Regions from separate parts of the Homo sapiens genome. Here region 1 is linked to region 2. Evidence: chromatin loops called from intact Hi-C (ENCODE). Cell type or tissue: CD14-positive monocyte. All regions are shown on one strand. Links, peaks and the distances in the headings refer to the core of each region. The heading gives the core; the rest is flanking DNA.

The links. Hi-C counts contacts between places; a loop is a spot of excess contacts. Peaks named below come from ENCODE experiments on the same cell type or tissue, not always from the same donor. Only the 100,000 strongest peaks of a DNase experiment are listed, where the experiment ranks them.
Region 1: it touches region 2 in a loop (2.0-fold over the local background); 4 of 110 quality-filtered maps call a loop at or near these places.

Annotation. Positions count from the first base shown.
Region 1 is chr18:59,876,917-59,893,051 of GRCh38, reverse strand. No RefSeq gene overlaps it. Among named protein-coding and RNA genes, the nearest start is that of PMAIP1, 15 kb to the left of the region's middle. RefSeq lists enhancers at 6,944-7,173, 10,555-10,604. In CD14-positive monocyte, for the core only: no CTCF peak of the experiment used is centred there; DNase peaks (open chromatin) are centred at 6,441 and 7,161; H3K4me3 peaks cover 1,310 bases; H3K27ac peaks cover 1,464 bases.
Region 2 is chr18:59,935,810-59,951,944 of GRCh38, reverse strand. It overlaps LOC105372151 (a long non-coding RNA gene), which reads right to left. Exons shown (of 3, transcript XR_935546.3): 2 at 13,941-14,028; 3 at 639-1,313. Among named protein-coding and RNA genes, the nearest start is that of PMAIP1, 44 kb to the right of the region's middle. In CD14-positive monocyte, for the core only: no CTCF peak of the experiment used is centred there; a DNase peak (open chromatin) is centred at 10,404.

The DNA.
Region 1 (16,135 bases), core at 5,964-8,463, 56 kb after region 2:
ACTTGAGGCCAGCAGTTTGAGACCAACCAGTCTGGGCAAAATAGCAAGACCCTGACTGCGGTTTTAAATGTATTGTTTAAGAAACATTTAATACAATGTTTCTTAACATTAAAAAAAAAATTTTCAGCCAGGCACAGTAGCTCATGCCTGTAATCCCAGCACTTTGGGAGGCCGAGGTGGGAGGATTTCTTGAGCCCAGGAGTTTGAGACCAGCCTGGGGGACATGGCGAAACCCCCGTCTCTATCAAAAACACAAAAATTAGCTGAGTGTGATGGTTCATGCCTGTGGTCCAGCTACTGGGGAGGCTAAGGTGGAAGAACTACCTAAACCTGGGAGGTTGAGGCTGCAGTGAGCCATGATTGTGCCACCACACTCTAGCCTGGGCGACAGAGTGAGACTCTGTCTCAAAACCAGACAGAAAAGAAAGGATTTCGGTATATACTTCTGGTCTTATCTTCAATGAGTGTTTCTAAAAATCATAATTGCATGCAGTTCATGTAAGATTCTGTATTCTGTTTCTCACTTACGTTATATCAAATGTTATTTGCTGGTCTTCATGTGCACCATTTTTCTTGCTTCCTAATAGTGTAATCAAGTAGACAGCTCACAGCTTACTTGGCCATTCACTCGTTTGTAGTACTCTGGGGTTTGTCTCTTTCTCTTCTCTCCTGGACATCCCCACCCTGCCCCCTTACTTCCTTTCTCTCTCCTTATTTATTTATTTATTTATTTATTTATTTATTTATTTATTTATTTTGAGACAGGGCCTTGCTCTGTCACCCAGGTTGGAGTGCATTGGCAAGATCATAGCTCATGGCAGCCTCAACCTCATGGGCTCAAGTTATCCTCATACCTCAGCCTCCCAAGTAGCTAGGATCACAGGTGCACGCAACGTCTGGCTAATTAAAAAAAAAAATTTTTTTTTTTTTTAAATATGAACTCTCCCTCTGTGGTCCAGGCTGGAGTGCAGTGGCATGATCTTGGCTCACTGCAACCTCCGCCTCCTGGGTTCAAGGGATTCTCATGCCTCAGCCTCCCGAGTAGCTGGGATTATAGGTGCCTGCCACCACGCCCAGCTAATTTTTGTATTTTTAGTAGAGACAGGGTTTTGCCATGTTGGACAGGCTGGTCTCAAACTCCTGACCTCAGGCAGTCCGCCCGCCTCGGCCTCCCAAAGAGCCGAGATTACAGGCATGAGCCACTGTCCCCGGCCAAAAAAAATTTTTTTTGTAGGGACAGGGTTCTTGCCGTGTTGCCCAGGCTGGTCTTGAACTCCTAGGCTCAAGCAGTCCTCCCCACTTAGCCTCCTAAAGTGCTGGGATTATACGCGTGAGCCACCACATCCCGCCCTTCCTCCTTTCTCTTTGTTACTTGCAGATTAATTTCAGTTTAATTCCTTTTGAAATCTAGATACAACTTAGTTGTATTTATGCTTCTGAGGGAGAGAAAAAAGTACTAAAAGTTGACCCCCTCAGGCTGGCTCTGTCTTGCTTTTCATTGCCTCTTCTACTTTTCTCTTTGGATAATTCAGTACATTCAGCACCCAAAGTCTCTCTTCTTCATTTTATTCTCTCATGTTATTAACTTTTCCCCGGCCTTCTGGATTATTGTAGATGATGGCTATTGAGCATGTTTGTGCTTTTGTTCTTTTTCTGCAAAGATTTCAGAAGAGAAGCAGGAAGAGGTATGTTTCAGAAGCTACCCCTGGAAATGAAGGGAGTTTGTCAGTACTGCCTGAGTATTTAAATTAGCTTAATTATTGACTTTTAGCAAAGAAATAAATCCAATTAGTTTAGAAGATTTAATTGAAGAGACTTAGTAAGTGCTGTATTTATCAGAACCGTTAATGTCTGGTGATAATAAAATGATTTTTAGGTAGTTACTGAAGAACTACTAGTTATGTAATTTATTCTTAGGGGAGAGTAGAAAGCAATGGTTGTCTAAGAGTAGCTCCTGTACAACCTCAGAACTAATTGATGAGGTTATTTAAAATACAGACCTTTCCTCAGACTTGGTATTTTCACTTTAAAAAGCTTCTCGGGTTACATAGAGACACTAATGGAGAGAATGAAAAGGCACTTAAGAAATGATACCTGACCTCAAGTGGCTCACAGTCTAGTTAAAGACAGTACCTCTGAATTAGCAGCAGATAATAGAAAATAGATTATAATTTTTGGGTGAAATTATGTGACATGGAAATATTTTTACAAAACAGTTAAGTGAAAAAATTTATAATGATTTATTAATAGTAACAAATAATGTAAAATGAATTACCAATCTGCACATTTATACTTTATGTGCTTTTCTGGTTTAGTGTTATGGTTTACAGTTTTTTTGTTTTTTTGTTTTTTTCTTTTTGGCGACGAAGTCTTGCTCTGTCACCCAGGCTAGAGTACAGTGGCGTGATCTCGGCTCACTGCAACCTCCACCTCCTGGTTCAAGCCATTCTCATGTCTCAGCCTCCCGAGTAGCTGGGACTACAGGCGTGCACCGCTACACCTGACTAATTTTTGTATTTTTAGTAGAGACAGGGTTTCACCATGTTGGCCAGGCTGGTCTCGAACTCTTAGCCTCAAGTGATCCAACCACCTCGGCCTCCCAAAGTTCTGGGATTGCAGGCGTGAGCCTCCACACCGGCCTGTTTTACAATTTAAATAAATTATGTAGGGAAAGGAAAAATAAAAAGTCCTGTTTATTATCCTCAGGAGGCAAAAGAATCCTAGGCCTCCTGGATAAATAGCCTTAGGCAAAAAGAATGAAAACAGTAATAATACATACACACACGAATACAATTGCCCCATAGCATTTGCCCCGTGGAATAGGGAAAAGATAGTCATGATTTACAAGAGCCAGCAGGAACAAGACAAGATACATGTGTTGAGAAGGGAACAGATAATTGGAAGATGCTTTGAGTCTGCAGAAGCTTTGAGTGTTACTACTAACATGCAGAATTATTACCCAGCTGTGTAGATAATCAGTGATTGCTGCCTTTAGTAAGAGGTATAATTTCACTGCAGCAGATAGATTGGAAGCTAAGGGAGGCTGCATCCTATCTATCTATCTATCTATCTATCTATCTATCTATCTATCTATCTGTCTATCTATATCTGTCTGTCTTTCTGTGATGGGGTATGGCTCTGTTGCCCAAGCTGGAGTGAATGGCTCCATCTCGGCTCACTACAACCTCTGCTTCCCAGGCTCAAACCATTCTCCCACTTCGGCCTCCCGAGTAGTTGGGACTATAGGCGTGAGCCACCATGCCCGGCTACTTTTTGTATATTTGGTAGAGATGGGGTTTCAGAGCCTGGGTGATAGAGCAAGAACCTGTCTCAAAAAATAATAATGAAATGAAATTAAAAAATAAAAACAGAGCAACTGCAGACCTTGCGAAGGCACTGGGAGATCAGGACATCTGATCCAACCTCCCCGGCCTTCTTTCTGAAACGCACTGAGCACCTTCCTCCTTCATCCTCCAGGTAGGTTCGTGGTTTCCACACCCAGGACCATCTTCAACATCCCTCCAGTTGTTCCAGCCGGAGGCCCAGGTCTCCCTCTCCGCCCCTCCCTCTTTTTCACCCCACAGCCAATCAGGGCGAAGTCATCTTGAATATCCCTGGGCTGTGTTCATTTCTTTCCACAGTCTAGGACATCACTTCCTCTGGCCTGAACCACTGCAGGTGCCTCCTTTTTGGCCTTCCCGCTTCCAAACCTGCCCCTTTTTCCATCTATTCTCGCTGCAGCCAGAGTACTTTTCTTTAATTCAAATGTTCCCAGGTCCCTTCTTAAAACTCTTCTCTCCATGGCTTCAAAGTGATCAATTTTTGTCTTTAATTTGTTTTTGATTATTTTTGTTTATTTATTTATTTATTTATTTGCGACAGGGTCTCACTCTGTTCCGAGGATGGAAGCAGTGGTACCATCATAGCTCACTGCAGCCTCGAACTCCTAGGCGCACGTGATCCTCCCCACCTACGCCTCCAGAGTAGCTGGGACTACAAGCATGTGCCACAACACCCAGCTAACCTTTTATTTCTTGTAGAGGTGGGATCTTGCTATGTTGCCTTAGCTGGTCTCAAACTCCTGGCTTCAAGCAATCCTACCATCTCAGTCTCCCAAAGTGCTGGGATCACAGGTGTGAGCCACCAGGCCCAAACCAGATTTTTATTTTTAAAAGACAGAGTCTCTTCTCTGTTTAAATGTTGTCAGAGTTCTCCAGTTGCCCTAGCATCAAATCCAATTGCCACAGCAAAAGGGAAAAAGTGAGTGACAGTTTGTTCTTATGCCCAGATAGGGTGGGGGAGGGGCCAGTGCCCAAGAGGACATGCCCCAAACCATCGAAATGGAGAAGGGGACAGATGAGAAGTGAGTAAGAGAGAGAAGAAAGGGAGAATGAGAAAGAGAGGTGGCCTAAGGAACATAGCTAGCAGCCCCACCACCCTGGTACACCTGTCAGGAGAGTTGAAAAATGAGAAAGACTTTAGAAATCATGAGATTTCAATCAGGCTAGATATCACATTAGCTTTTTTTGTTTGTTTGTTTTTGAGACGGAGTCTCGCTCTGTCGCCCATGCTGGAGTGCAGTGGCACGATCTCGGCTCACTGCAAACTCCGCCTCCCGGGTTCACGCCATTCTCCTGCCTCAGCCTCCCAAGTAGCTGGGACTGCAGGCGCCCGCCACCACGTCTGGCTAAGTTCTTTTGTATCTTTAGTAGATACGGGGTTTCATCATGTTAGCCAGGATGGTCTCGATTTCCTGACCTCGTGATCCGCCCACCTCGGCTTCCCAAAGTGCTGGGATTACAGGCGTGAGCCACCGCTCCTGGCCGATACCACATTAGTTTTTTAAACAGACTTGGACTCTGAGCTCAGTGGCTTGTGCCTGTAATCCTAGCTACTTGGGAGAGTAATGGAGGAGGACCAGTTGAGCCCAGGAGTTCGAGACCAGCCTGGGCAACATAGTGAAATCCCATCTCTAAAAAAGAAAAGAAAAATAAAACAGCCTTCTTATAGTCTGTTTTAGTCCAGCAATAACAGGCTATAGTTCAGTCATAATCGGTTAGAAAAATCAATGTTTTAAAAAAGCACCATTCAATTAGTAACAAAAATATATATATGTATAGGCTCGGTGTGGTGGCTCACAGCTGTAGTCCCACCTACTTAGGAGGCTGAGGCAAGAGGATGGCTTGAGTCCAGGAGTTTGAAGTTGCAGTGAGCTATGATGGTACCACTACACTACAGCCTGGGCAACAGAGCAAGAACCCATCTCTGAAAAAAATGAAAATTATCAATATGCTTACTAAGGCGTATGCAAAACCTAAATCAAGAATCCTGGTTGTGTCCTGAAGGACATAATGGAAGAAGGATTTCTGAATGAGAAGACATTCCTCTGCCCAATTATTCTATGAACACAATGCAAGTCCAATTAGAATGCCATGAAGACTTTTTTAGGAATGTAAAAAGCCCACAGACAACCACCCCTACCCGTTAAAATATTACAAAGCAAATATAAACACAGTATTAAATAGTTCCGCAGAGCAGAGAGCTAAAGATACAGACCTCAAAATGTGGGAATGATGTATATGATGGAGGTGGCATTTCAATTCAGTGAAGACAAAATGAACTGATTATTCCATAAGTGGGTTTTGTTTTTGTTTTTGTTTTTTTGAGACACGGTCTTGCTCTGTGGCCCGGGCTGGAGTGCAGTGGTGCAATGTCTGCTCACTGCAACCTCCATCTCCTGGGTTCAAGCAATTCTCCTACCTCAGCCTTCTGAGTAGCTGGAATTACAGGCACCCACCACCACGCGCGGCTAATTTATATATTTATAGTAGATATGGGGTTTCACCATGTTGGCCAGGCCGGTCTCAAACTCCTGACCTCAGATGATCCTCCCGTCTCAGCCTCCCAAAGTGCTGGGATTACAGGCGGGAGCCACTGCGCCTGGCCTCCATAAGTGGTTTTGAGACAATTGATTATACATTCAGAAAAAATAATTAATGTCAGTTTCCTACCTCATTATCTGCATCAAAACAAATTCCAAAATTTCACATTTAAATATAAATATCAAACATGTTAAAACATGCTTAAATAAATCATAGGTGAGTATTTTCATCATTTTAGGATTGGACTGGATTTTGAAAGCCTACTGTGAAGACTAAATCCCAAGGACACATTTGACTTCCTAGGAATATGAAAGTTTGGATCAGTAATGTAGAAAGTAAAAAGTTTCCTCTTCAAAGTTTCCCTTCTTGTTAAAAAATAAATCATAAATGATAAAAATAATAATTTCTTTTAAAGACTAACTTCCTTCAAGCCTCCTCACTTTATGCTAATAACTCTTTGTTAGGTCCACTCCTATGTAGCTGTTATGCTCACAGGCACGTAGTACATTCTATGTCCTTGTACCTTAACCAAGATATTTGTGCTGGACATGCTCACAGGCACCTTCCAGCTCGCAGCCTATGCCCCTTCCCTATTTGGCATAAGCAACTTCCTCTTTTCCTTTGTCTTTCCATTACTTTTACCTATTTAAAAAAGTTTCAAACTGTTAGTCAATCGGGTTTTAGTTTAGACTGTGCTGTCTGACTCCAGCCAATGGAGACAGGACACAGTAGCAGGGACAAACTACTTAAGGAATAAAAATTGCTTCCCTCCTTTGTTTGGATGTGCTGTCGCCATTGTTCCATCTGTGACGGGCACTCTTTCTGCAGAAAGTAAAAATGGCCTTAGTAAGAAAATTAAATTTATGTTCAAGTGCTATTTCTTTGTAGCACCAGGGAACAAACATTCTGTTTCCAAATAAACATTTTACATATAACAAGTAAAATAACACTATGAAAAAAGTCAAAAGACCATTCCTAAAATGAGGGGAATAGGGCAAGTAAGTGGGGCAGTTCCACCCTAAAAGTCCCTGGAATAAATTTTAAAATGGCATATTCTTCATTTCAAACACAGAAGCCGTTCCTGGGAAACCTTGCAAGCCACAGTGCTTGGGTGGAAACATGACAGGCCAAATTGCAACCAGAATTCTTTGATTATAAACAAAAGCATTTTTGTTTCAGAGAAGAAAAAAAAAAAGAGAGAAAGGAAACTAAAAAAGAGGAAATGAATCACTTTCTGAATATGAGACCTCAAGTGCACAAACAGGCTGGGGAGTGGAGATGAGTTAGCTCGGTCATCATCAGTAGGTAATTCTTTTAAAGCTGTCTTTTGGGGAAAAGGCAAAAACCACATACCCACATTTATCTGATTCAGTGACTTTCTGGCAGGAGAGGAGCATGGGATCTCCAACTTTCGTCGGGAGCCATGAGAGTTTCCCCCTCTCCTTTCAGGGTCCCAGGAACTCTGCCCTATTGGAGCTCTGGAGCTTTGGGCTAAAGGAGGCTTGGGTCCAGCACAGATTCCCTGGGCGGCTTTGGCTCCCAAGAGACACAGCAGCTCTACGTACCAGGCACTGTCAGTTTTGACATTGTTGCTGTCAGATATTAACTCTGATTCCTTAATGCAGGAAGTAACTAAAACTAGTTACTTAGTTTTAGCCAGAAATCTGGATTTACTCCTAATTCTGCCATTGGAAACCCAACATGTTCTTAGGCAAAGGATCGACTTCCCTGGGGCTTAGTTATCCCATCTGTTAAATGGTTGTCTTAACTCTGTGCTTACCTCCTCAGTTTGGGGGGGAAGATTAAATAGCGAGAGTAGATAAAAGTATGTTGTAAACTATGTCACACATGGTTTATTAGTATTATTAGGACCGCAGTTCAATCAATTAGGATGTGTTTATAAAGATGTGATTGCAACCGATAAAATGTGATAGTTCCAAAAACAAAAAGAAAAAAAGCTATTTTTTATTTATTTATTTATTTATTTATTTATTTATTGAGACAGAGTCTCGCTCTGTTGCCTAGGCTGGAGTTCAGTGGTGCGATCACGGCTCACTGCAACCTCCGCTGACTGGATTCAAGTGATTCTCGTGCCTCTGCCTCCCAAGTAGCTGGGACTACAGTCATGTGCCACCACACCTGGCTGATTTTTGCATTTTTAGTAGAGACTGGGTCTCGTAATGTTGGCCAGGCTGGTCTCGAGCTCCTCAGCTCAAGTGATCTGCCCGCCCCAGCCTCTCAAAGTGCCACAGGTGTGAGCCACTGTGCCCAGTGCTACATATATATATATATTTTTGTTGTTGTTTTTGTTGTTGTTTTCATGAGAAATGGATAACAGTAAGCTTCTCAGAAGGAGAATGGAGTGGTTGGTGGGCAGGAGTAGAAGGGACAACTATTTTCTATTGTACACTCTTCTGTAACTTTTGAATATTTTAAAGCATATGTTTGTGTTAATTGCTCAAAGAATATGCAAATAAAATTCAAATTTATGTGGTCCAAGTTATTTCCTTCTCAGTTATAAATAGAAATGTACGTACATGTTCACCAAAAGGCATGTCCAAGAATATTCATAGCAGCCCTAATTGTAGTGGCCCCAAGCTGGAACCCTGTCTAAACGCCCAACCACTATAAAATGCATAAATTGTAGTATTTTCCCACAGTGAAATACTGTATAGCAACTACAATAAGTGATCTGTAACTATGGGCAAGAATGTGAATGAATATGACAAACATGTGGAGTGAAAGAAGTCAGACACAGAAGAGTACATACTTTGTGGGTTCATTTATAAAAGGTTCAAAGGCAGGCAAAACTACTGTAAGACATTAGAAGTCATAATAGTGGTCCCCCTTACAAGGTTTTGTAACTTAAGGGGTCAAAGAAGGGCTTCTGGAGTGTTGATAACATTCCATCTCTTAACTGGGTCACTGCTGTTTGCATATGTGTCTTCAATTTGTGAAAATTTATGACACTGTTTTCTGTATGTTACACATCAACCGAAGGTTTAAATAAATAAATAAGAAAGATTGGATGGGGCAGGAACCATCTAATGGGACTCACAATAAAACAACAGAACAATAAAATAAATTTTGCTTTGAGCTTTTCCAGTGATCTCCAAATGGTATCCATTTCATTCCGTCTCTAAGGGGCAGTTTCAGAAATTCACAGAGGCTACCATTTGTTAGTGGCAGCAGAAATTAAAATACAGAGCAAAGGGTGATATTAAAATCAGAGTCAAGTGTATTAGTATCTTTTTCAGTACTATCAAGCAACACTACAATGAAATAAAGATATAATATATAATTGGAACCGTGTCAAGATCTTAAAATGAAGTCACAGAGTTAGCAATGTCGAAGTATTAGAGTTTGGAAAGTCAGTGTGAGAGTAAAAGACATTTTTATATTCCTCAGAACTGAAAAATGTCACTGTATAGCATAGGAAACTTAGCAATAAGTATCCAAAACAGAAGTCAAGTGAAATGTAAATGGATGAATTCTAATCTCAAAGGCCATTAGATGAAGACAATATCTCTAACCACTATCTCTTATGACCTCAAAATCCCCGAGCTCAGGAGATACATAGGCCACAGAGCTGGTAGGTTATGGAGCCAGGGTTTGAAGCCAGATCTTGAAAGTCCAATGTAAAGCACCGCGAACTTTTGTCAGTTACTGGACGACATGCAGCTTTCTTTCCTCAAACTTTTACATGTATTCACACCCTCCTGTCGAGGTTAGCACCTTTGCATCCTCCAGATCCCAGCTGAAATGCCCTGAGGCCTCTTCTGCCACCTAATCTGAAATCATTCTCCTTCTTGATCTCTATGTCTTGTTTTCTTTCTTCATAACCTAGCAGAGGTCAGAGTTGCTTCATTTACTGGGGAGTGGTCCTTGATCCTGTATTCACTTACCAGTCTCCCAGCTGGACTATAAGCTCCATGAGGTGACAGCCACATCTATTGTGTCTCCAGCTCTTACTCCTGCACTTGGCATGCTAGGGATGCTCAGCAGATGACTATTTTAAACGTCAGTCATGGCCAGGCGCGGTGGCTCACGCCTGTAATCCCAGCTACTCAGGAGGCTGAGGCATGAGAATCGCTTGAACTTGGGAGGCAGAGGGTGCAGTGAGCTGAGATCGCGCCACTGCACTCCAGCTTGGGTGACAGAGTGAGACTCGGTCTCAAATAAATAAATAAATAAATAAATAAATAAATAAATAAATGTCATAATGAGTGCCAGGAGAATGTGAGTCGGCAGATCTCACAGGAGACCCGGGAGAGTAGTAGTTGCTGTTTAACTCTGTTTGCTGTTTACCTTCTGTGCGAGCTCAAGCCCAGAAGCTCCCATCTCTGGACCATGATTTCCTCATGTGTTAAATAAAGGCTGATTACTTACTTTCTAAATTTCCTCCATTCTAATTCCCACTCACTAAATTAAACTAATTCACAACAATGTGTGAATGGCTGATGGCTTATTACCATTCCCAGAGGGAGGTGCATTTTTAAAAGATAATGTTCCACATTAATCTCTATTTTTAGGCTATCAGCTCGATGAGTGAAAACAGTGGAACTGACTGGAGAGAGATAATTTTCTGCTGAGAGCAAATGAACCTGAGATTCTGCCCCTGTGAGTCAGCTGCCCGATTAGTTCCTGCTTTTCTCAGCTTCTTCCCCTCTCCTTATTTCAACTCAGGCTTCAAAAGAATGGAAACTTTTTTTTTAAACTTTTTTTTTTCCACCTCACGCCCTCCCCAACTGCTACAGTACATATGGCCATGGGGCTTCTGCTGTGATCAACGTTAGAGAGTTGTAAGCTATGCTCAAGTGAGGCCACAGCTTTGTCTGAAGTTGTATGGTCCCAGTGGGTTTGGTTTCTAGAAACCCCAGGATTTCTTTCTGTTTCCAAGTGTGGGGCTCTAGGTGGTTGCCAGGCATTGTGGTTTTGCAGACGGGGCAGTATTTATCTCTCCCTGAGCCTTAGTTATTCATCTTGTCGTCTTTCCGGAACTCAGAGTGTCCTACCAGGAAAATGAGTGTCTAGGCAGAGAGGACAAAGGTTGGCTCAGAAGAACAAACAAAGAGAGGAAGCACTCAGTAGTAATCACAACATTAGGTAGAGCAGCAAATAGTAAAATTTGGCCTGTGTTTACAGAATGGCTCTGTACAGCCTTTTCTTCCGTTGTTTTGATCCAGCATCTCTAATCTGAATCCTCCAGAACTCTAGCCAAGGGCTGGGTAATCCACCCAGCCGATCCTAGCTCCTGATGAAAGTGAGAATATATTTTGCCTCTTCACACGGGCCCCACCCTTGTTTTTTCCTTTGACTATCATGTTCCTCCTGGCAGCTGGGCGTTGAGGTGGCCTCCTTTGATGCCTGGGTCATAACTCACCCTGAGGGATGTTGCTGTCTGGCCTTACTGGGCACCTGCATCCACACTCACCAGCACTGAAGTGACAATTGAGTGGCTTTGGTCATTGTTTCTTCAGCCAGGGCTTTCTTTCATCTTAGCCTCAAAATTCCCTGCCCTGAAGGTTTATTACCAGAAGAGTTTATTTAAATAAACAACTACTAGGCCAAACTTCACTGGATTCCACCTTGGGAAGATAACCCCCCCTTTTTTTTAGATGAGGTCGCACTCTGTCACCCAGGCTGGAGTGCAATGGTGTCATCTCAGCTCACTGCAACCTCCGCCTCCCAGGTTCAAGCAATTCTCCTGCCTCAGCCTCCTGAGTAGCTGGGATTACAGGAGCATGCCTGGCTAATTTTTGTATTATTAGTAGAGAAGGGGTTTCACTGTGTTGGCCAGGCTGGTCTCGAACCCCTGAGCTCAGGTAATCTACCTTCCTCGGCCTCCCAAAGTGCTGGGATTACAAGCGTGAGCCACCACACCCAGCCAGAGCCTCTTTATTTTACCCAAATTTCAAGGGATCCAGGCAATCTGCAGTGGAATCACCATTAATACGCTGAATGACAGAGATCTAAGAAAAGGGGGTAGTTCAAATATAGCAGATTCATCAGTGTTGTGTGACTTGGGAAAAACTTGCACACACCCCCACCCCAGAATGGTTTTTAGGAAAGGAAAATCCCACATACAGAATGCCTTTACTTTTCTTGTGAGATCTTGCCCTGTGCATTTTTGCCTCCAGAGCAAAATTAAACTCTAGTTCTGGCTTGGTCTAACTCACTGCTACCATCCTTGCCACTCAGTATGAGAAGGGGTGTAAGGACATCTGCATCTTCTAGGAGCTGAATTAAAATGCAGAATCTCAGGCCCTGATCCAGGCTGGCTGAGTCAGAATCTGCATTTTAACAAGATTTTCATGGGATTCATATTCACCTTAAAGTTCAAGAAGCCCCTCTAGCCTCCCTCACTGTTAATTCTCATTTTATTTTTTTATTTAAATTTTACTTTTGTTGAGACAGGATCTCACTCTCAGCCAGGCTGGCGTGCAGTGGTGGATAACAGCTCATTGCAACCTTGAACTTCTGGGCTCAAGGGGTCCTCCTGCCTCAGCCTCCCAAGTAGCTGGGACTACAAGTGTGCACCACAAGGCCCAACTAATCTTTAAAAATTTATTTGTAGAAATGGAATCTCACTATTTTGTCCAGGCTGGACTACAAGCGTGCACCACAAGGCCCAACTAATCTTTAAAAATTTATTTGTAGAAACGGGATCTCACTATGTTGTCCAGGCTGGTCTCAAACTCCTGGCCCCAAGTGATCCTCCCACCTCAGCCTCCCAAAGTACTGGAATTATAGGCATGGGCCACCGGGCCCAGTACCTCACCATTAACTTTTAAACTAGTGTCATGCAATCTAAGAGAATTGAGGTGGCATTGTTGTGTTCATAACATACTGAGGTCAGAGCATTTACAGAGCAATTGGAAACAAGAAAATGCAAGAGCAGTTTAAAAAAAAAAAAACCTTGGCAGGCATGGTGGCTCACACCTGTAATCCCAGCACTTTGGGAGGCAAAGGTGGGCAGATTGCTTGAGCCCAGGCATTCCAGACCAGCCTAGGCAACATGGTGAGACCTGGTGTCTACAAAAAAATACCAAAATTAGCCCAGCGTGGTGGAATGCACTTGAAATCTCAGCTACTCAGGAGGCAGGGATGGGAGGATTGCTTGAGACCAGGAGGTGGAGATTGCAGTGAGCCCAGAGCACGCCACTCCACTCCAGCCTGAGTGACAGAGCAAGACCCTGTCTCAAAAACAAAACAAAAGCAAAACAAAACAAAACCTCTGATAACTGTTGGGATAGTGTAAAACTTTTATTTTCTCATCCTTTTCTTATTGTATTGTTTGAGCTTATTTGTTAAAGGAAGATTTAGGTTTTGTCTTATTTTTATCTTTTTTTTTTTTTTTTGAGACAGAGTCTCACTCTGTCACTCAGGCTGGAGTGCAGTGGCACGATCTCGGCTCACTGCAACCTCCGCCTCCCGGGTTCATGCCATTCTTCTGCCTCAGCTGCCTGAGTAGCTGGGACTACAGGCACTCGCCACAAGTCCCGGCTAATTTTTTTGTATTTTTAGTAGAGACGGGGTTTCACCGTGTTAGCCAGGATGGTCTCGATCTCCTGACCTCATGATCTGCCCGCCTCAGTCTCCCAAAGTGCTGGGATTACAGGCGTGAGCCACCAAGCCCGGCTTTTATCATTTTTATTTAAGAAAGTGAGTGGAAAGCATGATTTGCTCTCAGTCCTAACAAAATCCACAGAGGTAGAAAGTTTTGATAAATGTTAAATGTTCTAAGTGCTATTGTAAAGTAAGTAAATTAACAAACAGGATGCTTAATATTACTCTGTGAATAGCACTGCTGATTAATTGGGCATTTGGGGGTGGGAGGGGTGCCCAGAGCTGGCCCATGTTAAGTATGGGCATCAGTGGAAGTAAGATACCTTTTGAGTGACCACCATTTTGTTTTGTTTTGTTTTGTTTTGTTTTGTTTTGTTTTGTTTTGTTTTGAACAAAGGGTCTAGCTCAGTGGCCCAGGCTGGAGTGCAGTGGCATCATCACGACTGACTGTAGCCTCAACCTCTCAGGCTCAAACCATCCTCCTGCCTCAGCCTCCCATGTAGCTAGGATGAACTACAGGCATGTGGCATCATACTCAGCTACTTTTTAAAATATTTTTTGTGGAGGTGGGGTCTTGCTCTGTTTCCCAGACTGGTCTTGAACTTCTGAGCTCAAGCGATCCTCCTGTCTTTGCCTCCCAAAGTGTTGGGATTACAGGTGTGAGCCCCCTGGTTCAAACAACCACTCTTGTATGGTCATGCAGTGCAGGCTTAAATGGTGTCCCTTTGACTAGATCTTGAACTGTTCTGATCTGACTCACTGTGTAGATCACTTTCATATTTGAAGAGTGTGTGGAGGTGGGGAATAAGGGCTTTGGAGTCTGCTGAGCCAAAGTGGAGTAAGGAGGAGCTGCCTTAATAACTGTAATTTAAAATTAGGCCCAACTTTCATAAACACTAACTACATATAATAACATATAGGTCCAAATTTCTTACACATTCTACTTAAACATACATAGAATACCAGATATGGTACACTCTCCTCACAGTATATTAATCCTAAAGATTTTATTCTCTTAAACATTTGTATACCTAATACACATTCTTCTGGTAGAAAAATATAATACAAAGGAAACTATCTTTTCAGACTATCTAAATCTGGGGTTTATCTTTCCATGTAATTTTTGGGATTGGTATGCTCGTTGGACTCTCATCAGGCATGGTGACAGAGCATCCTGAGCCTTATTTATAGTCTGTAACAGGGACTTCATAATTTGTGGGTCTATAGCCTATTGTGACCTCTCACTTCATGCTCTTCTACCTGTGGGGCTCTGCAATTCTTACCTGAATGATCTCTTGATTTTGCATTTCTTTTGTTCTTAAGACATGTAAATGGATTTTTCATCTCACCTGAATATGCTTTTTTTTTTTTTTTTTAAATTTTTGAGACAGAGTCTGGCTCTGTTGCCCAGGCTGGAGTGCAATCGCGCGATGTCGGCTCATTGCAACCTCCGCCTCCCAGCTTCAAGTGAGTCTCCTGCGTCACCCAAGTAGCTGGGATTACAGGTGTATGCCACCATGCCCAGCTAATTTTTGTATTTTTAGTAGAGATGAGGTTTTACCGTATTGGCCAGGCTAGTCTTGAAATCCTGACCTCAAGTGATCCACCCGCCTCCACATCCCAAGTGCTGAGATTATAGGCATGAGCCACCGTGCCCAGGCTTGAATATACTTTTCATAAACATCCAATCTCAGGACTATGTAACACTCAGTGATAAAAGGTGTCTAATTAGATTTAGGGATAGAGCTATGGCTTTCCATGGTAATTTGGTCACAATGTCCAAGATTGTTTTACTGATATTACTGATAGACACACACACACACACACACACACACACACACACACGGAGGCATGCACAGGGCAAATGAAAATAGTTATAAAAAGGAAATATGTCTGCTTTCTCAGAAGCCCAGAAATCATTTTAAACAAATCAATATATTTCTAACCAACATCATTGAAAACTACAAACAGAAAAACAACATCTGGGGAGCCAAGGAATGCTTGTGTAATGGAATGGTTTCTTAATTGGGCAAGATCTAGTAAAAAAGGGGAAGTCATCTATTTTTAGTTCCTTGGATATCCATCTATGTAAAAGAGGAAGGAAAAACTCCTGCCCCCCCAAAAGCATTAACTTTACCTTAGGACAAGTCAATAAAATTAAATATGTTCTTCCTATAATTTATCTTATTACAGTCTTTTTTTTCTACTGCAATGTCTTAACCTATATATATAATATGTTAACTATTAATTTGATGGATAAATAATAATTATACATATTTATGGGGTCCATAGTGATATTTTGATAAATATATTGTGATCTGACCGGAGTCAACTAGCAATGTCCATTATCTCAAACATTTATTATTTATTCTGTTGGGAACATTCAATATCCTCCTTTTGGCTATTTGAAACTATATATTATCGTTAGCTCTGGTAATGCTACAGTGGTATAGAATACCAGAATTCATTCCTTCTATCTAGTTGTAATTTTGTAACCTTTTTTTTTTTTTTTTTTTTTTTGAGACAGAGTTTCACTCTTGTTGCCCAGGCTGGAGTGCAATGGCCAGATGTGGGCTCACTGCAACCTCTGCCTCCCAGGTTCAAGCGATTCTTCTGCCTCAGCCTCCCTAGTAGCTGGAATTACAGGTGCCCACCACCAAGCGCCCCTAGTTTTTTGTATTTTT
Region 2 (16,135 bases), core at 8,993-11,492:
TTCTCATGTTCATTGCCAATGCTTACAAGAAACACTATTTAGAGTGATCATTAGCAAATCCAGCAGCTCATGTTGCACTGCTTGGGATTTAAACTGATCGCTTAACACTTCTCCAAATCTCTTTAGAAGAAATAGGTGACTTTATGATTTATCACGTCTGAGTAATCAGGAAATAATTTAGAGAGATGACTATCTTGGAAACATTTCAAACAAAAGAATCAATAATGAGGGAAATTTAGGCTTGGGAACATGTCAGGACTTTATTCACTCCTGTTTTAAAAGAGCATAAGGAGGCCAGGCATGGTGGCTCATACCCGTAATCCCAGCACTTGGGGAGGCCAAGGTGGTAGGATCACTTGAGTTTAGGAGCTTGAGACCAAACTGAACAACATAGTGAGACCCCTGTCTCACTATTTGTCTACACAAATATTTTAAAAATTAGCTGGGTGTGGTGGCTTGCCCCTGTGATCCCAGCTATTTGGGAGGCTGAGTTGGGAGGATGGCTTGAGCCCAAGAGGTTGAGGCTGCAGTGAGCCATGATCACACCAATGCACTCTAGCCTGGGTGACAGAACAAGACTCTGTCCCAAAAAAATAATAATAATACTAATAAGGAATAAAGGGAAGAGAGTTTTTTTTTTTTACTAACAAACATCAGTCTGAGCCTGGATCAATGTTACCAATCTCATGGCTTGCTAGGAGTTCCAGGGCCAGATTTTGTGTTTACCTTAGAAACTCAAAGATACTTGCTTTCATGGTACCATTTCCAAGTTCCACCTGAGGTTGTTATTATTATCATTATCATTATTTTAATTGAGACAGGGTCTCACTCTGTCACCCAGGCTGGAGTGCAGTGATGTGAGCATGGCTCATTGCAGCCTTGATCTCTCCTAGGCTCACGCAACCCATCCAACTCAGTATCCCGAAGTACTGGGATTACAGGCATGCGCCACTGCACCTGGCCAGTTATTTTTTTTAATGAGTGTAATCTCACAACCTCTCAAGATTGCATCTCAAACAATCCTAGGGCCCCTTCCCTCCCACCTTTACCTAGAGAGCAAATACACTCTGTGGAGTTCAGTAAGAGAGATATTTTGCCCCTCCCCTGGGAGATCCATCTAATACAGAACCTGCAGCTGGCTCCTCCCCTTGGCTTTATATCTTAGCTGTGGCCTTGAGATCTGAAGACTTTCTTGGCCGCAGCTGTTTTCAGTGGCTTTCCTCAAAGTGTCACGTGTGTGTCCAGACATTGAAATCTATTGCCAGGTGAGATTTCAGTTTCCATGAAGGAAAAGCAAGCATGTTGAGCTAGACCTGTTTGTAAAGAATATTTAAAATCAGTGTCTTGGGGAAATTAACAGCATGTTCTGCCATCTGATTTATTTCCACATATGGTTCAATGCACTACTAATGGTTTCCATTTGAAAAGAGCAAATCCACTTAGAAAGAGGTTTTGTAATACAAGTTGCAAGACTTAATGTTCTTAAGAACACGCCAGATCTTTAGAAGTCTGAGTGATTCAATCTAAGAATTGCCAGTCATAAGTTCTAAATATAATTAAACAGTACTTTATTTTACTGGAAGTTGCAAATGACAGAACATTAGTGTATTAGTCAGGGTTCTCTAGAGGGCCAGAACTAACAGGATATATGTATATATGGAAGGGAGCTTACTAAGGAGAATTGACTCGCACGATCACAAGGTAAAGTCCCACGATAGGCCATCTGCAAGTTGAGGAGCAGGGAAGCCAGTGGTGGATCAGTCTGAGTCCCAAAATCTCAAAAGTTGGGAAGCTGACAGTGCAGCCTTCAGTCTGTGGCCAAAGGTCCAAGACCCTCTGGCAAGCAAGTCCAAGTGTCCAAAAGCTGAAGAACTTGGAGTCTGATATTCAAGGGCAGGAAGCATCCAGCACAGGAGAAAGATGAAGGTCGGAAGACTTAGCAAGTCTGCTCTTCCACCTTCTCCTGCCTGCTTTTTTCTTTTTTTTCTTTTTTTTTTTTTTCTTTTTTTGATACAGAGCCTCACACTGTCACCTGGGCTGGAGTGCAATGGTGCAGTCTCGGCTCACTGCAACCTCTGCCTCCCAGGTTCACACGAGTCTCCTGACTCAGCCTCCCTAGTAGCTGGGATTACACTGCCTGCTTTTTCCTAGCTGTGCTGCAAGCTGCCCCTGCCAGGGTCTGCCTCTCCCATGCCACTGACTCAAATGTTAATCTCCTTTGGCAACACCCTCACAGACACACCCAGGATCAATACTTTGCATCTTTCAATCCAATCAAGTTGCCACTCAGTATTACCCATCACAATTAGTCCACAAATGGGGGTTTACATATACTCCCCTCAGTAAACTCTTCTACAAGAGGTAAAGAGTGAGTGAGCACTGATGATAATAACATTATTTCCTCAAATATCGGACTGAGAGCTGTCCTACATATTTACACCTGTTCTCCTTGTTCAAATCCCTGCCTCAAGAAACTTCTTGGCCAGGCGTGGCAGCTCATTCCTGTAATACCAGTACTTTGGGAGGCCGAGTACTTTGGATCACCTGAGGTCAGGAGTTCAAGACTAGCCTGGCCAACGTGATGAAACCCTGTCTCTACTAAAAATACAAAAGTTAGCTGGTGTGATGGCAGATGTCTGTAATCCCAGCTACTTGGGAGGCTAAAGCAGGAGAATTGCTTAAACCCAGGAAGTAGAGGTTGCAGTGAGCTGAGATGGCACCACTGCACTCCAGCCTGGGCAACAGAGTGAGACTCCATCTCAAAAAAAAAAAAAGAAACCCCTTGATTACAAAGAAGGGGCCTCCCTTTTATGCTGGTACATTGCTCCAAGGACAAAAAAATCTCAATTAAAATTATGAGTTTTGAGGAAACATTATTTAATAATAACTCAATTTGCTATAAACCTGCCTTGCTACACATATTTCAATTAAGACCAAGTGTAACTGTAGAACCAGGGTATTTGGGCTGAAGTCAGGGTGATCTGAATTCAGATGTATTGTAGAGTGGAGTGGTAGGAGTGACTTTTCCTTTCTGAGACCCTCATTACTTTCAAATAATAAATAACTCTTTGAGAAGAGACCCTTGTGAGCAAAAGCAGAGGAAGCTTCAAACTGCAAACAACTTTCCCAATGTATTTAAATGCAATCTAATGAGAGAGTTAAAAGTATGATGAAATATGACTGCTGTTCATAAACTTGAAGCATGATTTTGTAATTGTTAACATTTACCTTAACCTCTTTGTCTTTTTGAGCCAATTTCTTTAGGCTGTTTGGCACATTAATAATTAGATTATAGTCCAGGTGCAGTGGCTTATACCTGCAATCCGAGCACTTTGGGAGGCCGAGGCAGGTGGATCCCCCGAGGTCAGAAGTTTGAGACCAGCCTGACCAACATGGAGAAACCCTATCTCTACTAAAAATACAAAATTAGCTGGGCATGGTGGCGCATGCCTGTAATCCCAGCTACTCGGGAGGCTGAGGCAGGAGAATCACTAGAACCCGAGAGACAAAGGTTGCAGTGAGCCGAGATCGTGCCATTGCGCTACAGCCTGGGCAACAAGAGCAAAACTCCATCTCAAATAGTAATACTAATATTTAGATTATAGAACAATTTAAAGTTTAAGGTTCTGGCAAAATAATTATTCTTTGAAGTAACTGGGTAAACTGTTAACAGCTCAGAAAAGTCTATTTTAATTATTTCTAATCAGGGGCCCCATTTTATTTTTCTTCAAAAAGTAATACCATCCTATATGTACATTAAAAAACTTTTTAAGGATTTTTACCCTGGGTAATATTCTTTATTATGCTCCTAACAGTGTTGCATGCCGAGCAGGGTCTTATTTGGTTGAGAAGATTGAGGCTTAGTTTGGAAAGTACCAATCTCAGAGCAAACCCAGGTCTCCCCAACTCCTGGCCTGAGTAGCTAGGACTACAGGCATGTACCACCACACCCAGCTAATTTTTAAATTATTTTTTGTAGAGACAGGGTCTCCCTATGTTGCCCATCTGGTCTCAAACTCCTGGCCTCAAGCAATCCTCCTGCCTCAACCTCCCAAAGTGCTGGAATTAACAGGTGTGAGCCTCTGTGCCTGGTCAGTGCCCTTTCCATTCTATCAAAATCAGATGAAATCTTCCATATGAAAACTTATAACACTTTTTCCCTTCTAGGCAGCTTATTTGGGGCCTCCTCTTTCATCCTTATAAGAAAAACCATGGCCAAAAAAAAAAAAAAATAGGCAGGATGCTAAGTGCAAAATATATCAACGTCAGTATAACTGATTAGGAAGATTTACAGACCAATAGGCAATCATTTTAACCAATTCTTGAAACATAAATTTTATTAAGTAATTTCAGAATGTAACAACTGGGTTGTCATCCAGTACTCCCATTACATCATCGTGCTCCTTGAGACTTAGAACGTCATGTAGTTCTAAAATGGGGCTGCGGTGTGGCACAGTGGCTCACGCCTGGAATCCCAGCACTTTGGGAGGCTGAGGCAGGCAGATCATGAGGTTAGGAGATCAAGAACATCCTGGCTAACACGGTGAAACCCCATCTCTACTGAAATACAAAAAATTAGCTGGGCATGGTGGCACATGCCTGTAGTCCCAGCTACTTGGGAGGCTGAGGCAGGAGAATCGCTTGAACCTGGGAGGCAGAAGTTGCAGTGAGCCGAGATTGCACCACTGCACTCCAGCCTGGGCGACAGAGCGAGACTCCATCAAAAAAAAAAAAATGGGACTGCGGTGACAGTCGCAGGGCTGCATAAAATTACTAAGACTGGTCAACCTTAACATGGGCTAAATGTATAGTTCATAAGATAAACCTCAAGAAAGCTGTTAAAGCCATATACCCACTGTTATGGGCTAAATTGTATCCCCCCAACCAAAAAAAAACATTCACATGTCGAAGTCCTATCCCCCAATACCTTAGAATATGACTGTCTATTTGGAGATAAGGTTTTAAAGAGGCAATAGAATTAAAATGAGGTCATTAGAATGAACTCCAATCCAATATGACTGTTGTCCTTATAAAAAGAGACTTGGACACAGATAGGTACAGAGAAAAGACCAAGTGTAGTGAGAAGGCGGCCACCTACAAGCCAAGGAGAGAGGCCTCAGAAGACACCAACCCTGCCGACACCTTGATCTCAGACATCTAGCCTCCAGAATTGTGAGGAAAAAATTGTTGTTTAAGCCACCCAGTCTGAAGTCTTTTGTTATGGGAGATGGGAACCCTCACAAATTAATGCACTCCTCCCAACACACACACACACACACACACACACTCACACAATACAATGCTACCTAATACAAGCTATATGAAAACCTACCCTTATGAATAGCTATTGATTTTTAATTCTCTTCTGGGCCATTTTTTTACTCATTAAATATTTTATGCTTAAATTTCAATTATTTATGTTTTAATGCTAATGGTTATAGATTTTAAGAATGAACTACGAGGCCAGGTGCAGTGGCTCATGCCTGTAATCCCAGCACTTTGGGAGGCTGAGGCGAGTGGATCACCTGAGGTCAGGAGTTTGAGACCAGCCTGGCCAACATGGCGAAACCCCGTCTCTACTAAAAATACAAAATTAGCTGGGTGTGGTGGCGCATGCCTATAATCCCAGCTATTTGGGAGGCTGAGGCAGGAGAATCACTTGAACCTGGTAGGCGGAGGCTGCAATGAGCCAAGATCGTCCCATTGCATTCCAGCCTGGGCAACAAGAGCAAAACTCTGTCTCAAAAAAACAAAGAATGAACTATGAAAATTCAGCACAGAACATCAAAGAGCTACCATAGCCTTATTAACTACATAGCTCAAATCCATAAAAATACAAATAAACCATGTTCTTTGTGGAGAATGACTTACCCAAATTGTCCACAGTCACTGGTGGATACTGTGAAAACTGGAGCCAATATCTGGGCACCTGCTTCCTTACTAACCACTTAATGCTCATTGCTAGTCACAGAGTGGCCCAAAAAGCTGGGCCAAAGAAAGGGAAGATAAAATAATTCTTGTCATTGTGACTATACAAACTGTATAGAGTCCATATAATTAGGAAGCATAAAAATCATACAGTAAAGCAAGCACTATTTATTATATTTCATAACAGTAAAATTTCCCTTGTTTCAATTCCCTTCTCAATTTTGGACCGCAGGAACATTTTGTGCCACAGTGAAATCCTAAAATGACAGAAAAACATTGGGGTTAAGAAGTGTTTTTAGTCAGATGAGTTCTGAGTTGGGCAGCAATGAAGTTAAACACTGGCAGGCAATGGCATCTCTCCTTCATGCCTGTCCCCACGCTTTGTTGACAAGTTGGGGTGCAAATAAATGTGTGTTGCTGTGTTCTACTTGAAACATTTGACAAGGACCTTTTCTTTGAAAATCACAATTGCAAACAAAAGTCTAACCTGAGATAAAGAGAGATTAAAATGGCGAAGAACCATCTTGAAATCACAGATACCACCCTCCAGTTCTAACAAAATAATTTGTTTTCTATGGAGGTTAGGGAAGAAAACTTCCCAAACAGATGTAATGAGATACTTTGTAGAGAAAACATGAAGCTAAGACAGTGAAATGTTGGGTGGTGTTCTATAACCCAGAAGTCTGTCCCCTGCTGTTTGTCTTACTTTTTTCTTTATGCTTATATTTTAACTACTCACCGTATCCTCTTTCACAGACCCTACAGAATTGGTGACCAAAGAGGCCATCTGCTTTCCAAGAAAATCACTAGTAAATTGCCCAGTATTTAAAGATACCTAACCCCAGGCCAGGCGCCGTGGCTCACACCTATAATCCCAGCACTTTGGGAGGCCAAGGTGGGTGTATTACTTGAGCTCAGGAGTTCAATACCAGCCTGGCCAACATGGCAAAACCCTGACTCTACTAAAAGTACAAAAATTAGCCAGGCATAATAACACACACCTGTAATCCCAGCTACTTGGGAGGCTGAGCCAGGAGAATAGCTTGAACCCCAGAGGCGAAGGTTGCAGTGAGCCAAGATCACGCCACTGTACTCCAGCCTTGGCAACAGAGCAAGACTGTCTCAAAATAAAATAAAAGAATAAAGATACCACACAGGAGTAGCTTCCAAAACTCAGCTCTCTTTTTTTCTCTGGATTGACAACCAGTTGGAGCCGCCATTAAAGAAAGTACACAAATTCTAAAATCCTGGTGTTTAAATCTAACATATTTCCTATGTTAGCTGGCCGATAAGTTTGGAAATGTATATTTAATGTATCTCCACAGAAGCTATTTGCATGTCCAAGAACGTGACAACCTATGAAGGTGTTTACTTCATAGGCAGAGCAAAGTTTCAGACCATCTAACTATGCAGCATAGTTTATGTAATTCCCTCGCCTTTCAGAGGCTTTTTCAAATCTTGTGTTCACCAGGGTAAAACAGCACCAATTCAATGTCTACAAGATCAGACTACAGAATAGGAAAATCAAAACATTAAATTAGGTGTTAGACTAAATTTCACTGTGCTTTAGGGTAGATATCACCAATGGACAAGGATCTCTGCTTTTATGATTATGTAGGTTAATGGCCTGACCAAACCAATGGTCTTTAGTTTCCATTTTGGCTGCAGAGCAGTTTAAGTACAGGGCCTTGTCTTGCCATTCTACCTTATATCCCTGTGTTGACATCAAGGGGACCCATTTCAAAGAGAATATTGGTTTACTATTTCAGAGTATATACTTATGAACATGAAACTCATTCTTAATATAAAAGGAAATGGAGAGTGCCAATTTCCTTTGGATGAGATTTGAGCTAAGAACAGGAGGAAGGGTCAGGTGTGGTGGCTCACGCCTGTAATCCCAACACTTTGGGAGGCCAAGGCGGGCAGGCAGATCACTTGAGATCAGAGGTTTAAGGCCAGCCTGGCCAACATGGTAAAACCCTGTCTCTACAAAAACATACAAAAATTAGCCAGGCATGGTGGCACACACCTGTAGTCCCAGCTACTCAGGAGGCTGAGGCAGGAGAATCACTTGAACCTGGGAGGCAGACGTTGCAGTGAGCCAAGATTGTACCATTTGCACTCCAGCCTGGGTGAAAGAGTGAGACCCTGTCTCAAAAAAAAAAAAAAAAAGGAGGAAGAGCTGGCATTAATCCAGCTAGAAAACCTACCCACTGATAGGAAAACTGTGATGTTGGTCAAGTCCTTTATTCCGTTAGGTCTCTGTGTAAAGAGGGCTGCAATAACTTCCTTCTTATATTAACACTCAAAAGAAAATTTATAAAACAATATAGTCCATTTATTAGAGCAAAAAATGAATGGGGGCTGATGAGTGTATAGGGAAGAACCATTAGCAAAATGATGTATTAAATGTCTGTTTCCATTTCTCTTGTGATAGATCATCGCTTGTTCATTTAAGTAACCCCTATGCTTTGGTAATAGCTATCAGCATATAAAATATTGTCTATGCTCCCCCAAAAAAAATCACAAAGGTTCTTAGCCTCATAAAGTTCGATAAATAAGCATCGGAATAATTTCAAAAGTATTCAATGACAAAGAAATGTGATATTTGTAACTATTAGCTAAAAGTAAAATTAAATATTACACATCTATGAGGCTGGCCTTGGAGATGAAGAAAAATGCAAAAACAAATTATGAAAAGTAAATTGGCCGGCCTCAGTGGCTCATGCCTGTAATCCCAGCACTTTGGGAGGTCGAGGCGGGCGGATCACCCGAGGAAGGGAGTTCGAGACCAGCCTGACCAACATGGAGAAACCCCGTCTCTACTAAAAATACAAAATTAGCCGGGCATGATGGCACATGCCTGTAATCCCAGCTACTCGGGAGGCTGAGGCAGGAGAATCACTTGAACCCGGGAGGCGGAGGTTGCGGTGAGCCGAGATCGTGCCATTGCACTCCAGCCTGGGCAACAAGAGCGAAACTCCATCTAAAAAAAGAAAAAGAAAAGTAATATCTTCAGGGACTGCAGTGTAGGATGTTTCTGTGCAGCGTTTTATTTAGTGAAGTTAAAGATACCATGAAGCATACCAAACCCGTTTATATATAAAATAGAAAATCATTTCTCCATCTGAAGGGAAGTCTATTGACTACGTTTTAGTAAACTCTGAACCAAAGAACCTGCGAATGTCACTCTTCCAGCAGGAAGCATCTGGTTCATTCAGGCTATACCACAGACTGTCCATCATAACATTTAGAAAAAATGTCAGCTATCACAACCCTCTACCTCCATATTTTTTACCCCACCTAAGTATGTTGGTTCCCTAGGCTGCTACCACAAAGTACCACAAACTTGCCTGTACCAACAAAAATTTGTTATCTCACAATTCTGGAGGCCAGAAGTCTGAAATTGAGGTATAGAAGGACCATGTCCTTGCTGAAGGCGCTTGGGAAGAAGCCCCTTTTGCCTCCTCTAGCTCTTGGTGGCTGCCGGCATTTCCTGGTTCTAGACTCTTCACTCCAATTTCCACCTCCATTGTCACGCAGTATTCTCCCTGTGTGTCTCTGCGTCTTTGTACAGCTTTTAAAAAACACCAATCCCAGCCTGGACAACATGGGGAGACCCCGTCTCTACGTACAATTTAAAAATCATCCAGACACAGTGGCACACACCTGTAGTCCTGGCTACTCAGGAGGCTGAAGTGTGAGGATCACCTGAGTCTGGGAGGTCAAGGCTTCAGTGAGCTGAGATTGCGCCACTGCACTCCAGCCTGGGTGACAGAGTGAGACCCTGTGTCCAAAAAATAAATTAAAAATAAAAAATAAAACACCAGTCATTGGATTTAGGGTGCAACCTAATACAGTATGATCTCATCTTAACTTGATCACACATGCAAAGACCCTTATTTCCAAATAAGGTCATGTTCTGAGGTTCCAGGGAGACGTGAACTTGGGGAGGCCCTATCCAACCCAGTACATTCACCAATGACAAAAATATGTTTTTACTAATCAAATATCATCTGAGAATCCACAATTTTTAAACATATATACTGTGTTAAGAGTACAAATACAAGTACTCCAAATTATCCTTTTAAAGTTTCTGTGTGTGTGTGTGTGTGTGTGTGTGTGTGTAATGGAGTCGCACGCTTTTGCCCAGGCTGGAGTGCAGTGGTGCGATCTCAGCTCACTGCAACCTCCGCCTCCCGGGTTCAAGTGATTCTCCTGCCTTGGCCTCCTGAGTAGCTGGGACTACAGGCGCCTGCCACCACGCCCCTCTAATTTTTGTATTTTTAGTAGAGACAGGGTTTCACCACATTGGCCAGGCTGGTCTCAAACTCCTGCCCTTAAGTGATCTGCCCACCTCGGCCTCCCGAAGTGGTGGGATTACAGAAACGAGCCACCACACCTGGACCCTTTTAATCTCAAATGACTGAAATTATATCTACACATCAGACAACTTCTCCTGCGCTGGGTACAGCAATGCCAATTGTTGTTGTTCTTTACTTCCTGTTTTTTTTCTTTGTTAATCTTTAAAAAAAAAAAAAAAAGATAGTTCCTAGTTTAAAAAAAATGCTGCATCCCTGACCATCTTTTTGAAACATGACTTGCTTCAGGAACATGCTCTAGTTTTATGCCTCCCTTTATAGTTATAAAATAGATTTAATTTTTTCCTATGTACCCTATCATCCTGTCTTAGACAAACTTACAATACTTAGTAGCTTCAGTTAACAAATACGACTATGGAAAACAGGTGATAGTCATCATTAATTTAAGGTAAAAAGTAGAGCCACGTGGTTAAAATACAAGTTTGAAGAAGTCTACTATTACTGCTTTTATGTATGGAGAGCAGTGATCTCAAGACATTTCATCTTCAGAGACTGAACTGACAATGGGGCTGATATGAGAAGAAAAACTGTCATTTGAGATACCTGTTGTAGTAGCCTGAGTTTTAGACTGAGGCTTGAAGACAAAAAAATTTATTGAGCTGGGCAAAGTGGCTCACACCTATAATCCCAACATTTCGGGAGGCCAAGGCAGGAGGATCACTTGAGCCCAGGAGTTCAAAACCAGCTTGGGCAACAATTTCTAAACATGTATATTCTGTTTAGAGTCCTGATACAAGTACAGTACAAATACAGAGTTTCTATGGCAAAAACCTGTCTCTACAAAAAATACAAAAATTAGGGGGGCATGGTGGTGAGCACCTGTAGTCCCAGCACTTGGGAGGCTAAGGTGAGAGGATTGCTTGAGCCCCCGAGGTCAAGGCTGCAGTCAGCTATGATTGTGCCACTGCACTCCAGCTTGGGCAACAGAGCAAGACACAGTGGCTCACGCCTGTAATCCCAGCACTTTGGGAGGCCGAGGCTAGCAGATCACCCAAGTTTGGGAGTTCGAGACCAGCCTGACCAACATGGAGAAACCCTGTCTCTACTAAAAATACAAAAATTAGCTGGGTGTGGTGACAGGTGCCTGTAATCCCAGCTACTTGGGAGGCCAAGGCAGGAGAATCGCTTGAACCTGGGAGGCAGACGTTGTGGTGAGCCGAGATCGCACCACTGTACTCCAACCTGGGCAACAAGAGAGAAACTCTAAAAAAAATAATAAATAAAAATAAAAATAAAAGATGTTTCAGTCCTGAAAATAAGAGGAAATATTCTAAGTCACATCCAAACCTCTAATTTCTCATCTCACTGAAGTTCATGGAGAGGAAGTTTTGAATCAGTAGGCTCCAACTTCTCACTGAGGACTAGCAATTGTATGTAGAGAAGGAATAAGGAAGTGGCAACGTAACACACCCAATGGAAGGTCAATTTCTTGGATTCTATTTATTGCCCAAATGACGATTTGAAGTCAACATAAAGAAATATTTTTTTGCAATTGATTTTAAAGCTGTGCTTGAATATAGTGAGAAAGAGCAGTGACCTGTGTATAGATAGAATCTTCTAGGGGCAATCTCTTTATGGATATCACCGATCCTTATATCTGAGAGATACAGACGTTTTTACCTCTTGGGTAGGCAGGCTTTCTTGCCTAGATGAGCCAAAATAATTACATCAGCTCTTTCTACCTGGAAAGACTCCCTCGCTAACACCTGATAAGACTTTATAGGATAAAGGAAAAACTTGACTAGATTTGACGAAAATACAAAACTACTTCTTAATCTTTAGTGTTTAAATCATTAGTGGTATTTCTAATTAGCCCCTCTAAAGCTCTCATTTTGGTAACAGGACCCTACTAATATTATCTAATGATGTGAGATGTCAGGCATTAAAACTGTTGTTCTTATTTTTCATTTGCTAACCATTCACATTAAACCATGTGGATTATGGCACATACAGTGTAATGCACAGGTTGAAGTAGGCGGGGTTTCATTTCCATCCACTCCCAAGACAGAGTTTAATTTTACATCTTGGGAAACTGACACCACACCTGCTTGTGACAGTATGTTTTACTTTTTTACTTACATAAAATACAATGCCGTATATATGGAAAAGGGTTAAAAGCCTGAAAAAGGCTTTCTGTTTTAACATATTTTTTCTGTTATACAAAGCCATACCACCAAAAAAAAAATTTTTTAATATCCTACATGCCAAATCTACTTAGTCATTATTTTTTACTGCTTCTGATTCAAATAATTTAAGGCTAAAATAATAAGCATGTATTGAGACCCAGCACCCAATTGGGTGGTGTCTGGGAAACAAAGAAGTAAGAGGAAAAAAATTACCTTCACTCCACCCCACTCCTTCCTCTCTTGGCCACACTCAGCATCTCAGCTATATCCAGGATGGTCCTAACTCCAAAACCTTAAATTCAAACACACTCCTCTTGGAATATGATCTCCTGCCTCCCAGTTCTCATTCTCTTCCATCCACTCCATCTCTTCTTCAGTTTCATCAAGACCTGTAGGTACGTGAGCCCTTTCTTTTTCGCCCATCTGCCATGACCACTCTCTTCTTATCCACCATAGACATGGTAGCTCCTCAGATTCTTTCCTGCCAAGATCTTCAATTCCCTTGCCTCCTTGTCCCCCTGACATGTCTCTCCCTTGAAACCACAAGCTCGATCTAACCAACTCTTCTCCTGTTGACATTCGTAGGGGCATAGTTGGAGGCTGCTGGAAGAAAGCCCACCACCCCACAGACTGCAGCTAGGCCATTAATGCTGCCCACCAGGCTTGTGTTTCCTGGTCAGCTGTTCTCCCCGTGCTGCAGTGGCTATTTCCAACCTTCTCAGCTGTCTTCAAACCTTCTACCCCCGTAGAGCAGAGACAGCTAGCTGAGGAGCCAACCAGCATCTCCTTCTTCCAGGACCCCCAGGAAAGCCACAAACTACCAAGTTCAAGTCATGGAGTGTGAGCAGAAGTGATGTGCCCCTTCAAGCTCCTTATTGTTGGAAATATCTAAAACCTTTAAAGTAAAAAAAAAAAAAAAAAAAAAAGGCCAGGCATGGTGGTTCGTACCTGTAATCCCAGCCCTTAGGAGGCCAGGGCAGGTGGATCGCTTGAGCCCAAGAGTTTGAGACCAGTCTAGGCAACATGGTGAAACTCTGTCTCTACAAAAAATACAAAAAAAAAAAAAAATAGCCAGGTACAGTGGCATGTGCCTGCAGTCCCAGCTAGTTGCCGGGCTAATGTGAGAGGATCGTTTGAACCAGGGAGGCAGAAGCTGCAGCGAGCCAAGATCGCACCATTGCACTCCAACCTGGGCAACAGAGTGAGACTATCTCAAAAAAAAAAAAAAATTTAAATGATGTGCCTCTTCTCTGGACCAGGCTTATCCAAACCTCTCACAAATGTTCCTCTCTTTCCCCATCTGCAGAGTGGGTGCTAGGGCCCGGGGCCACCAGTTAAAGAATCAGAGCCTCTCTCTCTCAACTGAGGTCCAGAATGACTTTGTGAAGCAAATAAGCAAAACACACACACACACACACACACACACACACACACACACACACACACACCCCCACTCAATCCCTGACGCTCCGCTGTGCCCAGTGGGAAATACATATAGGCTCACCATTGAGACGCGGCTGCGGCAGAGTGGCCCTTCACTACTCCACCCTGTGCTGGCTCCTCCTGCTCAGCATGTGGCCTTGCTTCCTGTTCTACCAAAGAAGAAGGAAAATGTGTTTTGCTTTCCTTTAAATAATAGATACCAGCTTCCTGTGGCCTGACTAATTAGGGCTTAATGATGCCTGTTATCATCAAGGAGATGAGCTCTCACCTGATATGAGATCAGCAGTCATTAGGGCCTCCAGCCTCTAAATCTCAGCACGGAGGGCAAGGTCTGAGGGCCTGGGGGCAAAGGCAGTTCACAGACCCGGGCTCCGGACCTCTGCCCTTCCACGTTTTCTACAGAATTATATCCTAATGGAATGTGTTTTTCTGTCTAAAAGTCTTTTATTGAACTTCCTTATGTTTCTGTAACAAAAATAGGTGTACACATTGAAATTTTAAAAAATTATTTACTTCGATCTTAAAGCTCTGTATTTAAAATTTTTCTGGATTAAATTATCTTTACCATTGTTTTCAGTGAACAGTTGATCAAAGTACCTAAATATTACATATTTTAAGTCATTAAACAGAAAGTAAATATAAAATATAAAGGAAATACATTGAGAATGAAGCTCCTGAAAGGTGAATGGTGCTATTTGTTTAATAGTTTAGAGGGCTTTTGCAATTTTTAATGTATCTGTAGATGACAGCCTGAGACTAAGTTGGCATGGATTTTATTCCTATTTTCATATATATATTATATATATATATATATAATATATAATATATATAAAACTGTGAAAAACTTGTTCACATAAATAAATAGAAATGGGAAGGGAATTTGGGCATAGAAATGATATTCAATTCTCCGAACAACTTCTCAGTTTTACTGATAAGATTAAATTATTGTGAATGCTTTACCACTAGAAATAAGAACTTTCTTAGTTCATCTGTCAATGAAACAAATCACTTGATTAGCTGACAGGTGAGAAACAAATAAACAACATGATTATTTCCTCCTTCAACTGAAAACTCTGGTTTGCAAAAGAGCCCATCAGTCCATCATTCACTTTCTCAACACTCCCACCCACTGCTACCGTTTGCTTTCTTTTCTTTTTCTTTTTCTCTTTTTCTTTTTTGGAAACAGAGTCTCACCTTTTGCCCAGGCTGGCTTCCCAGGTTCAAGCCATTCTTCTGCCTCAGCCTCCAGAGTAGCTGAGTTTACAGGCGCCCGCCACCAAACCCAGCTAATTGTTATGTTTTTAGTAGAGATGGGGTTTCGCCACATTGGCCAGGCTGGTCTCAAACACCTGACCTCAGGTGATCCACCCACTTTGGCCTCCTGAAGTGCAGGGATTACAGGCTTGAGCCACCACGCCCGGCCTACCATTTGCTTTCATATGCAGGGGGTTAGACCCAGGGAAAATGCTCTTCAGGAAGATTCGCATGAAGGCAAACTCTCAGGAAGAAAAATTTAGCAAAACATACATATGGAATTTGCTGCCCCCGGCAGTCTAGAGGAAAAGGACATCCATTCCGTCTCTTGGGGCTGAGGCCCCGCTGAGACCAAGCTACTGGACTTTCTCTCTGATTCAATCAGGTAAGACCCAGCATCTTCTAGGACCTGCAATCCCTGGTGACAGCCAGCTCCTGAACCCAGTGGTAAGAAATTTCAATCCTTGACCCACTCTGGAGAGGAACACTGCTCTCCTTCACTCCCTCTGGGTCTGGGGAGGAAGTGGGGAAGCATTAAAATGTGCTTTGTTCACACTGTGAGTCTGTGTTTTCTACATAAAGAAAATCTAGAACTTGACAATGAGTGTTCCAGCAAATCAATACACTAGAGATTCTGACTGAATTCTCTTCCTCATGTTTGGAAAAGAGCTCTTCATGTCACGTCACTTCACAGTCTGCTTGTTCTGGAATGGCTGCCATGCTCTGGTTGTCAGAGGCATTTGAACCAAAGCAATTCCATCTTAAATAGGGGCTGGGTAAAAATGAGGCTGAGACCTACTGGGCTGCATTCCCAGATGGTCGGGCATTCTAAGTCACAGGATGAGCTAGAAGGTCAGCACAAGATACAGGTCATAAAGACCTTGCTGATAAAACAGCTTGCAGTAAAGGAGCTGGCTAAAACCCACCAAAACCAAGACGGTGACAAGAGTGACCTCTGGTCGTCCTCACTGCCACACCACCACCAGCGCCATGACAGTTTAC